Regions from separate parts of the Homo sapiens genome. Here region 1 is linked to region 2. A link is an interaction called in ENCODE POLR2A ChIA-PET data of the cell type or tissue named here. Cell type or tissue: PC-9. All regions are shown on one strand. Region 1 has its middle 52 kb from the start of MACF1. Region 2 has its middle 5.3 kb from the start of NDUFS5.

What was found. Peaks named below come from ENCODE experiments on the same cell type or tissue, not always from the same donor. Only the 100,000 strongest peaks of a DNase experiment are listed, where the experiment ranks them.
Region 1: POLR2A ChIA-PET joins it to region 2 with 10 read pairs; 4 of 35 experiments call an interaction of 5 or more read pairs at or near these places.

The regions. Positions count from the first base shown.
Region 1 is chr1:39,149,968-39,154,967 of GRCh38, forward strand. It overlaps a transcript of MACF1 not described here and the pseudogene RNA5SP44. Among named protein-coding and RNA genes, the nearest start is that of MACF1, 52 kb to the right of the region's middle. In PC-9, no CTCF peak of the experiment used is centred here; no DNase peak of the experiment used is centred here; H3K27ac peaks cover 1,434 bases.
Region 2 is chr1:39,018,517-39,023,516 of GRCh38, forward strand. No RefSeq gene overlaps it. Among named protein-coding and RNA genes, the nearest start is that of NDUFS5, 5.3 kb to the right of the region's middle. RefSeq lists an enhancer at 1,716-1,885. In PC-9, no CTCF peak of the experiment used is centred here; no DNase peak of the experiment used is centred here.

The DNA of each region.
Region 1 (5,000 bases), 130 kb after region 2:
ATGTATGCATTATTTTCTTCTACAGGATTTTAAACTCCTAGAACCTGGGACTATATCATGAACTTTTTTTTTTTTGGAGACTGTCTCCCTCTGTCACCCAGGCTGAAGTGCAGTGGTGCAGTCTCGGCTCACTGCAACCTCCTGCACTCAAGCAATCCTCCCACCCCAGCTTCCCAAGTAGCTGGGGTTACAGGCGCATGTCACCATGGCTGGCTAATTTTTTTGTATTTTTACTAGAGATGGGGTTTTGCCATGTGCTCAGGCTGGTCTCAAATTCCTGAGCTCAAGCGATTCGCCCACCTTGGCCTCCCACAGTGCTGGGATTACAGGTGTGAGCCACCGTGCCTGGCATAAACTCTTTTTTGTCTCTCACATTACTAGTTCTGTATTTTGCACAGTGTCAAAAAATATTTGGTGATTTACAAAGTAAATGGAATCTGCTTAAAGTAATGGTAATAATACAGTGGATTATTGTCATTCTACACCTAATACCTACTAAATGTTAACATTATTTTATGTGCATTTTCCTCTTTATTTTTCTTAAATACTCAAACATATTATGGGAGGGGGAGTGGAAAACAAAAGATGTTAAGTGAGAATCCCCTTTCACAGCCGTGTTCTTTGTTTCCTCCAAGATTCTTGAAGAATGGTATATACCTGCCTTTTAGCTTCCAACCCTCTCTGCTACACTGAAATTGCAGTTGTCAAGGTCACCAGTCACCTCCTAATTGCCAAATCCAATGGTAAATTTTCAGCTCTGATCTTACTTGACCTTTCTGTGGTACTTGACACTATGAAACACTCCATTCTCCTTAAAAGTTTCTCCTTCCCTAACCTTTTGTGATTTTATCCTCTCCTGATTTTCTTTCTTCCTCATTTTCGTATTTATCTTCCCTTTGTTCACCTTTAAAGAAAGATACTTTCTAGGATTTTGTCCTTGGCACTCTACATAGTTTTCATGAGTGATCTTATTTGTACTCATGGCTTCAACTGCTGTGGTGACTCTGGGCCAGTTTTCTCTTCCGAGCTCCAAGATTTTATCTCTGAGAGCTAGAGGACTTCTTTTGGATATCCTGTAGGTGTCTTTGACTCAACATGTTCCAGATGAAACCCTTCACTCTGGCAAACCTGCTTTTCTCTCTCTTACTCCTTACTTTATTTAAGGTACTATCTTCTATCCAGGCACACAAATGAGATATTTGGGAATCATTTGATAATCTTCCTTCTCTTTGTCCATACACCCTACCAGACCCCAATTCAAATAAAACAGCGATCAAATGCTGTATAATTTCGTTTCAAATCTGTGTCCTTTCCTTTGTTTTGATAACAGTAGTACTTTCTTAGTTCAGATTCTGTATCTATAGTGTCCTAATTGGTTTCCTCCCTTCCTTTTCGTTACTGCCAGAATGCTCTTTCTAAAATTAAAATCTGATTATAAAAATAGTCACTCGGAAGCCCTTGCAATGGGTTTCCATTGTCTTTGGGGTGAATCTGGTTTCTTTAGCATGGCATGCAAAGCTTTCATTTCCTGCCATTATTCTTCCGAAGTAGAAAGCACCCTACATTCTAGCCATATTAAATTGAGTTGCTTAAATGCTTCATGTTTGCTCATGTTTCTACTTTGTTTCCTCTGTCTGAAACACCCTGTTCCCCTCACTCTTAATTCTCTGTGGCCCTGAGGTCCCAGTTCAAGCATCATCTCCTTTGGAAATCCTTACCTAGGCCACTAGGCTTCCTTTTTGCTTTGCTTCTGTATATCTTTATCTGCATTAGTTGTACCATATTATGTGTTAGGTTACTTGTTTGTCTCCCTTACTAGATTATAAGCTGAGAGAGGAAAGAGACTGAGAGCTCTTCATTTCCATCAGTGCTCTACAAATTTGGCACAGGGTAGTGAATAAAAAACTGCTTGTTGAGTATATGAATGATTAAGAAGGGTATGTGTTCAGTGGCAGTACTGGGATCAGGATTCAGAACTCACATTCTTGTCTTTTATAAAATATATATATTTTTTATTTTTTTTTAAGACGGAGTTTTGCTCTTGTTACCTAGGCTGGAGTGCAATGGCGCAATCTCAGCTCACTGCAACCTCCACCTCCCAGGTTCAAGCGATTCTCCTGCCTCAGCCTCCCAAGTAGCTGGGATTACAGATGCCCACCACCATGCTCAGCTAATTTTTGTATTTTTAGTAGAAATGGGGTTTCACCATGTTGGCCAGGATGGTCTGGATCTCCTGACTTTGTGATCCGCCCACCTTGGCCTCCCAAAGTGCTGGGATTACAGGCATGCAACACTGTGCCCGGCGTGCACAGTGTATATCTTTAGGTAAAATTCTTAAATGTGAATTGCTGTTTCAAAAGGTATGTGTACTTGTAAATTTGATGGATAATTTGATTCATTGCTTTAATTTTTTTTTCTTTTTTAAACTCCATGGAATATTTCTAGTCACATTGCTGTAATTGTTAATTTTGTATATTTCAAGCATATAGACAAGTACAGAAAATGTATAGCAGATACATATGTACCCACTACTTTTTAAACAGATGTTGACACCCTCATTGACGTTCTCCCTGTTAGGTGCTTTTAGCACTTCCTCAACATTGTGATGTTCTCCCACAGAATTTTATCTTAGACGTCACAGTAAAAAAGTTCCTCAGAATTCATACACTACCATTCTGGAGGTGCCACCATACATTCTATCTTGGACTTTCTTTTTAAATATAGCCTCATTGTTAGCAAAAGGCAGCTTCAGAGGAAAATTCCGTTATGTTATTTTTGGTGTCTGGAATCTGACTTTTGAAAAATGTTTATTTTGCCTTCTTCCTCTACTCAAAAGCAACAAAAGAATGCTACCAGAACTTTATCACAAACCAAGTGACTTAAACAAATTAAAAAAAAAAAGGCAGTTGGTGGCCTATGTTTCTAGAGACTTGTTTGATTTGCTGGCAGAACAGCCCAGGTGAGTTGAGCCAGTAAGCACTTTTCTTCCACTAGGTTTTTCAGAATAACCAAATGTAGTTCTCCTAAGCAGGCACTGATCTTTAGCTGACTTAGTGGTGCAGCTGTATCCTCTGGGTTTTGATGGAGTTGATGAGAGAAACTGTTCTTGCGGGTGGTAGGAAGCTGTTGACCTGACCTCTGTTACACCTGACTGTTTCAATATGCCTTTGTGGAAATCAATTTCCTACCCTTCCATCTCTCTGCTAGAGATCTATAACCTTGTTCCAGTGGAAGGTGACTCTTACCTCTGATCTTTTCCTAGGTCCTCAGAATGCCTGGCAGTGAGGCTTTTAGGTTATTTTGGGATTTTATAAACTGAGAGGGGAACCTTAGTCTCAGGTGGGGCTAGAATCTGAGGTCCTATAGGTACAGATTTATCCTAAAAGCAAGTGTTTTTGCCTTCTCTCTCAGTTGCTCAGTGCTTCTTACCTCATTTGATCTCTTAGTATTACATAAGCACCTTAGGGAGGAAAGGACTCAAAGGAGCCAACCATTTCTCCTTGGACCCACAGCCAAAAAGAAAAGGCTCAACGAGAGTGAGCTTATTCGAGGGTCTGTAGCCTAAAGCATGGGCTCTTTTAAAGCCTCTTGTTGGGCCGTGAAGCATAGGTCTAATCCACGTGAAGTAATTACCCAGGCCTGGGGTGGCCACAGGGTGAGCAGAGCTCTTCGTACCCTTTTTGCCAGACCTACACTTAATTTCCTTTAAAGCCTCACTTGGTCTTGCCATTTCAGCCCTTTCCTTCGAAGTATGAAGCCTGACTTTTTTTGTCTTCCTTTCTTCAGCCCTGCAGAGGCAGCTGTGGCCCTGGGGACAGCCCTTTCTTCAAATGGCAAACTCATTTTCTGTCCAGCAGACCAGAAGGACAAGGTGTAATTCAACGCTTCTCTCCACCAGACACTGCTGCCAGGGGGAGACAATGAAGAAAGTGATCTTTGTTGCTCCCTGAATAGGTCCCTGAACCTGGCACCTGCTTTTGTTACTGGCTCCTTAAGTCACTGGAGACATTTTTGCTGTTTCCTGGGTTAGCAGCTGCTTTGGGATAATAGTAGCAACTGGTTGTCAGGATGTCAGTTCTGCCTCAAAGAAAATCAGTGTATTTATATGAGGAGAGTTACCTTTTCTGTTCTTAAATTTCTTCAGGGTTTGTCTGAAGAGTGAGCAGTTGGAAGTCAGCTGTGCCCTTAGTTTGATGACCCCATGACCCTCATCTTTGAATCTGAGGAGACACTGCCATTTCTACTATCCAAGTACTAACCAGGCCTGGCCCTGCTCAGCTTCCAAAATCAGACGAGATCAGGCGTGTTCAGGGTGGTATGGCCGTGGACGAGACACTGCCATATTTTTTTCGTCCTGCTCTCCCTCTGGTGAGACTCTGAGTTCTGGGTTCTAGCATGTAGGTCAGTGCCTCCTACCTGGTAAGCATTCAACAGATATATGTGGGATGAATGATTGAATGAATTCCTTGATCTTGCTGTCCAGGTTCAGTTTCTCTGACACTGATACGTGGGTGCTCTATGGGAGGGGGACCTTTGTTTTTAGGAGAAAGATTGCTTCAAAGGAATTATGGAAGGTGTTGATTTCTAGGGGGCTTTGGGGGAACTATGGGAACTCTAAGATATGATTCGTTCTCGCCTCATTGGTCTAGATCTTTCTCCTCGATAGTAACTGTCTGCTGACAGACTTGCCCTGTTTCAGGAGCAGTATCCTGAACCTGACTCATCTGGGCTCTGTCCTTGAGCAGGGTAAGGGATTTTTTTTTTTTAACAGCCATCCTGTCACTGTAGATTCAGAAGCCCTCAGGACCACATCTCAGGCACTGTAGTCTTGGACTTCCTGATCTGGCTGCATTCAGTCAAGTTCCACTCAGCTCTTAGGTGTCTGTGCCTTTGTAAGGGCTGTTGGAGACAGAAGGGCTTTTTTTCCGCTTTGTCAGCAGCTGGCCAGAGAATGCCTATTAGTCTGCCAGATCCTAAGTCTTTCACGTTTCCCTGTCTGT
Region 2 (5,000 bases):
AACATGTGTGTACAAGTATCTTTTTCGTATAATGACTTCTTTTCCTCTGGATAGATACCCAGTAGTGAGACTGCTGGATCAAATGGTAGTTCTACTTTTAATTCTTTAAGGAATCTCCACATAGTTTTCCATAGTGGCTGTACTAGTTTACATGCCCACCAGCAGTGTAGAATTGTTCCCTGATCACTGCATCCATGCCAACATCTACTGCTTTTTTATTTTATTTATTTTTTTAGAGACAAGAGTCTTGCACTATCCCCCAGGCTGGAGTGCAGTGGCGTGACCTTGGCTCACTGCAACCTCCAACTCCCAGGTTTAAGCGATTCTCATGCTTTAGCTTCCCGAGTAGCTGGGATTACAGGCGCCTGCCACCACGCATAGCTAATTTTTGTACTTTTAGTAGAGACAGGCTTTCATCACGTTGGCCAGGCTGGTCTCAAACTCCTGGCCTCAGGTGATCTGCCTGCCTTGGCCTCCCAAAGTGCTGGGATTACAGGCATGAGCCACCATGCCTGTTTTTTGATTTATTTATTTATTTATTTATTTATTTATTTATTTATTTATTTATTTTTTGAGACGGAGTCTGCCTGTGTAGCCCAGGCTGGAGTGCAGTGGCGCGACTCGGCTCACTGCAAGCTCCGCCTCCCGGGTTGACACCATTCTCCTGCCTCAGCCTCCCCTGTAGCTGTGATTACAGGCGCCCGCCATCACGCCCGGCTAATTTTTTGTATTTTTAGTAGCGACGGGGTTTCACCGTGTTAGCCAGGATGGCCTTGATTTCCTGACCTCGTGATCCACCCGCTTCCGCCTCCCAAAGTGCTGGGATTACAGGCATGAGCCACCGCGCCCGGCCTTTTTTGATTTTTTTACTGCGGCCATTCTTGCAGCAGTATAATGGTATCGCATTGTGGTTTTGATTTGCATTTCCCTGATCATTAGTGATGTTGAGCTTTTTTAAATATGTTTGTTGGTCATTTGTATATCTTCTTTTGAGAATTGTGTATTCATGTCCTTAGCCCACTTTTTGATGGGATTTTTTTTTCTTACTGATTTGTTTGAGTTTGTTTTTGTTATAGATTCTGGATATTAATCCTTTGTCAGATATAGATTGTGAAGATTTTCTCTCACTCTGTGGGTTGTCTGTTTACTCTGCTGGCTGTTACTTTTGCCATGCAAAATCTCTTTAGTTTAATTAAGTCCCAACTATTTGTCTTTGTTTTTATTGCATTTGCTTTTGGCTTCTTCGTCATGAAATTCTTGCCTAAGCCAATGTCTAAGTTATTTTCTAGACTTTTTATAGTTTCAGGTCTTAGATTTAAGTCCTTAATCCATCTTGAGTTGATTTTTATTTAAGGTGAGAGATGAGGATCCAGTTTCATTCTCCTACACATGGCTAGCCAATTGTCCAGGCACCATTTGTTGAAAAGGTGTCCTTTCCTCACTTTATGTTTTTGTTTGCTTTGTCAAAGATCAGTTGGGTGTAAATATTTGGGTTTATTTCTGGGTTCTCTATTCTGTTCCATTGGTCTATGTGCCTATTTATTTATTTTATTATTATTATTATTATTATTATTATTATTTTGAGATGGAGTCTCGCTCCTGTCGAGCAGGCTGGAGTGCAGTGGCGTGATCTTGGCTCGCTGCAACCTCCACCTTCCAGGTTCAAGCAATTCTCCTTCCTCAGCCTCTTGAGTAGCTGGGATTACAGGTGTGCACCACCACGCCGGGCTAATTTTTTTATTTTTAGTAGAGATGGGGTTTGGCCATGTTGGCCAGGCTGGTCTCAAACTCCTGACCTCAGGTGATCCGCCTGTCTCAGCCTCCCAAAGTGCTAGGATTACAGGTGTGAGCCACTGCACCCGGCCTATGTGCCTATTTTTATATCAGTACTATGCTGTTTTGTGACTATGGCCTTATAGTATAGTTTAAAATCAGGTAATGTGATGCCTCCAGATTTGTTCTTTTTGCTTAGCCTTGCTTTGGCTATGCAAGCTCTTTTTTGGTTCCATATAAATTTTATAATTTTTTTTTTTAGAATTGTTTTTTCTAATTCTGTGAAGAATGGTGGTGGTATTTTGATGGGGATTGCGTTGAATTTGTAGATTGCTTTTGGCAGTATGGTCATTTTCACAATATTGATTTCTACCCATCCATGAACATGGGATGTGTTTCCATTTGTTTGTGTCATCTATCATTTCTTTCAGCAGTGTTTTGTAATTTTCCTTGTAGAGGTCTTTTGCCTCCTTGGTTAGGTATATTCCTAAATATTTTATTTTATTTTTTGCAGCTATTGTAAAAGGTGTTGAGTTTTTTTTGTTTGTTTTTGTGGTTTTTTGTCTTTGTTTTGTTTTTGTTTGTTTTGAGACAGAGTCCCACTCCATTGCCCAGGCTGGAGTGCAATGGCGTGATCTTGACTTGCTGCAATTTCCGCCTCCCAGGTTCAAGTGATTCTCCTGCCTCAGCCTCCCAAGTATTTGGGATTACAGGCACCTGCCACCATGCCCAGCAAATTTTTATATTTTTAGTAGAGACGGGGCTTCACCAAGTTGGCCAGGCTGGTTTCAAACTCCTGACCTCAGGTGATCCACCCACCTTGCCTTCCCAAAGTGTTGGGATTACAGGTGTGAGCCACCACACCCAGCCTCCCTCCCTCCCTCCCTCCCTCCCTTCCTTCCTTCCTTCCTTCCTTCCCTCCCTCCCTCCCTCCCTCCTTCCTTCCATTCTCTCTGTCTCTCTGTCTCTCTCTCTTTTTGACAGGGTCTTGCTCTGTCACCCAGACTGGAGTTCAGTAGCTCAATCATGGCTTACTGCAGCCTGGAGTTCAGTAGCTCAATCATGGCTCACTGCAGCCTCAACCTTTTGGGCTCAAGTGATCCTCCTGCCTCAGCCTCCTGAGTAGCTGGGACTACAAGCAACACACCACCATGCCCAGCTAATTTTTTTTTAATTTTTTTTGTTGTTGTTGTATTGACAAGATCTCACTATGTTGCTCAGGCTGGTCTCGAACTCCTGGGCTCAAGCAATCCACTTCAGTCTCCTAAAGTGCTGGGATTACAGGCATGAGCCATCATGCTTAACCCTGCATGGTATTTCTGAGGAATGATATGATGAAATCTGTATTTTAGGATGACCAGTCATGCAGAACAGATTGGAGTGAGGAGTTGGGAGACAAGAAGGAAGAGATAAATTGGAAATTTGTTGAAGGAATATTTGACAGAACTTGTGCTGTAATTAAATACTAAATGAAAGAAAAGGAAAAGGCAGAATACAACTCCAGAGTTTGCTGCCTAAGTGGCTGGGAAGATGACACCATCAACAAACAAGAAAAGGGGCAGGGGACTGGAAAAGGTAGTGATAACTCGCCACTAGCACTTTGTGGGCAAGGGCCATGAGTTACCAGTTATATAATCCTGCAGTATTCAGCTGGACATACAAGAGGTCTTCACAAAGTTTATGAAAAATGTGTATTATGAAAAAACTATGCATAGATTTCAAAAAATTTTTGCACCAAAATAAATTTGTACTAACTTGTTATAACATGTCTGAGCAGGATCTACTTTGAGGCACTATGAAGGATAAGACATTAGTTTGAAAAGAGCCCCTATAAGAGTAACATGAATTCTGCTAAAATTGAAGCAAGAACAAATATCAAGTTTATGGTTAAGCTTGGGTGGAAGAATGGTGAGATCATTGAAGCTTTACGAAAAGCTTATGGGGACAATGCCTCAAAGAAATCAGCAGTTTACAAATAGATAAATTGTTTTTTGTTGTTGTTTTTTGAGAGGGAGTCTCACTCTGTCACCCAGGCTGGAGTGCAGTGGCATGATCTAGGCTCGCTGCAGCCTCTGCCTCCCACGTTCCAGTGATTCTCCTGCCTCAGCCTCCCTGGGTAGCTGGGATTACAGGCGCCTGCCACCACGCCCGGCTAATTTTTGTATTTTTAGTAGAGATGGGGTTTTGCCATGTTGGCCAGGCTGGTCTTGAACTCCTGACCTCAGGTGATACACCTGCCTCGGCCTCCCAAAGTGCTGGGATTACAAGCATGAGCCACCGCACGTGGCCAGATAATTTGTTTTAAGAAGGGATGAGATTAGGCCGGGCTGTGCCTCTACTACAGACTCCTAGTATTTATTTTCTTTAAGAATACTTGGCCAGGCGTGGTGGCTCATGCCTGTAATCTCAGCACTTTGAGATGCTGAGGCAGGCGAATCACCTGAGGTCAGGAGTTCAAGACCAGCCTGGCCAACATGGTGAAACCCCGTCTCCACCAAAAATACAAAAATTAGCTGGGCATTGTGGTGGGCTCTTATAATCCCAGCTACCTGGGAAGGCTGAGGCAGGAGAACTGCTTGAACCCAAGAGGCGGAGGTTGCAGTGAGCCGAGACCACGCCATTGCACTCCAGCCTGGGCGACAGAGCAAGACTCCATCTCCAAAAAGAAACAAAATAAAGAAGGGATGAAATGATGTTGAAGATGAAACCCACAGTGGCAGACCATCCACATCAATTTATGAGAAAAACATTTTGTGTCCTAACTGAAGTGGATTGACAACAGCAGAAATAATAATCAATACCATAGGCATCTCACTTGGTTCGGCTTACATAATTCTGACTGAAAAACTAAAGTTGAGCAAACATTCCACTTGGCAGGTGCCAAACCATCATGCCCAGATCAGCTGCAGAGCTTTCAATGGGAATTTTAAACAAGCAGGATGAAGATCCTGAAGCATTTCTTTGAAGAATTGTAATAGGAGATGAAACATGGCTTTACCAGTACAATCCTAAAGACAATGCACAATCAAAGCAATGGCTACCAAGAGGTGGAAGTGTCTGGTCAAAGCAAAAGTGGACCAGTCAAGAGCAAAGGTCATGTCATTCGTTTTTTTTTTTTTAATGTTCAAGGCATTTTGTTTATTGACTTTCTGGAGGGCCAAAGAACAATAACATCTGCTTATTATGAGAGTGTTTTGAGAAAACTAGCAAAAGTTTTAGCAGAAAAA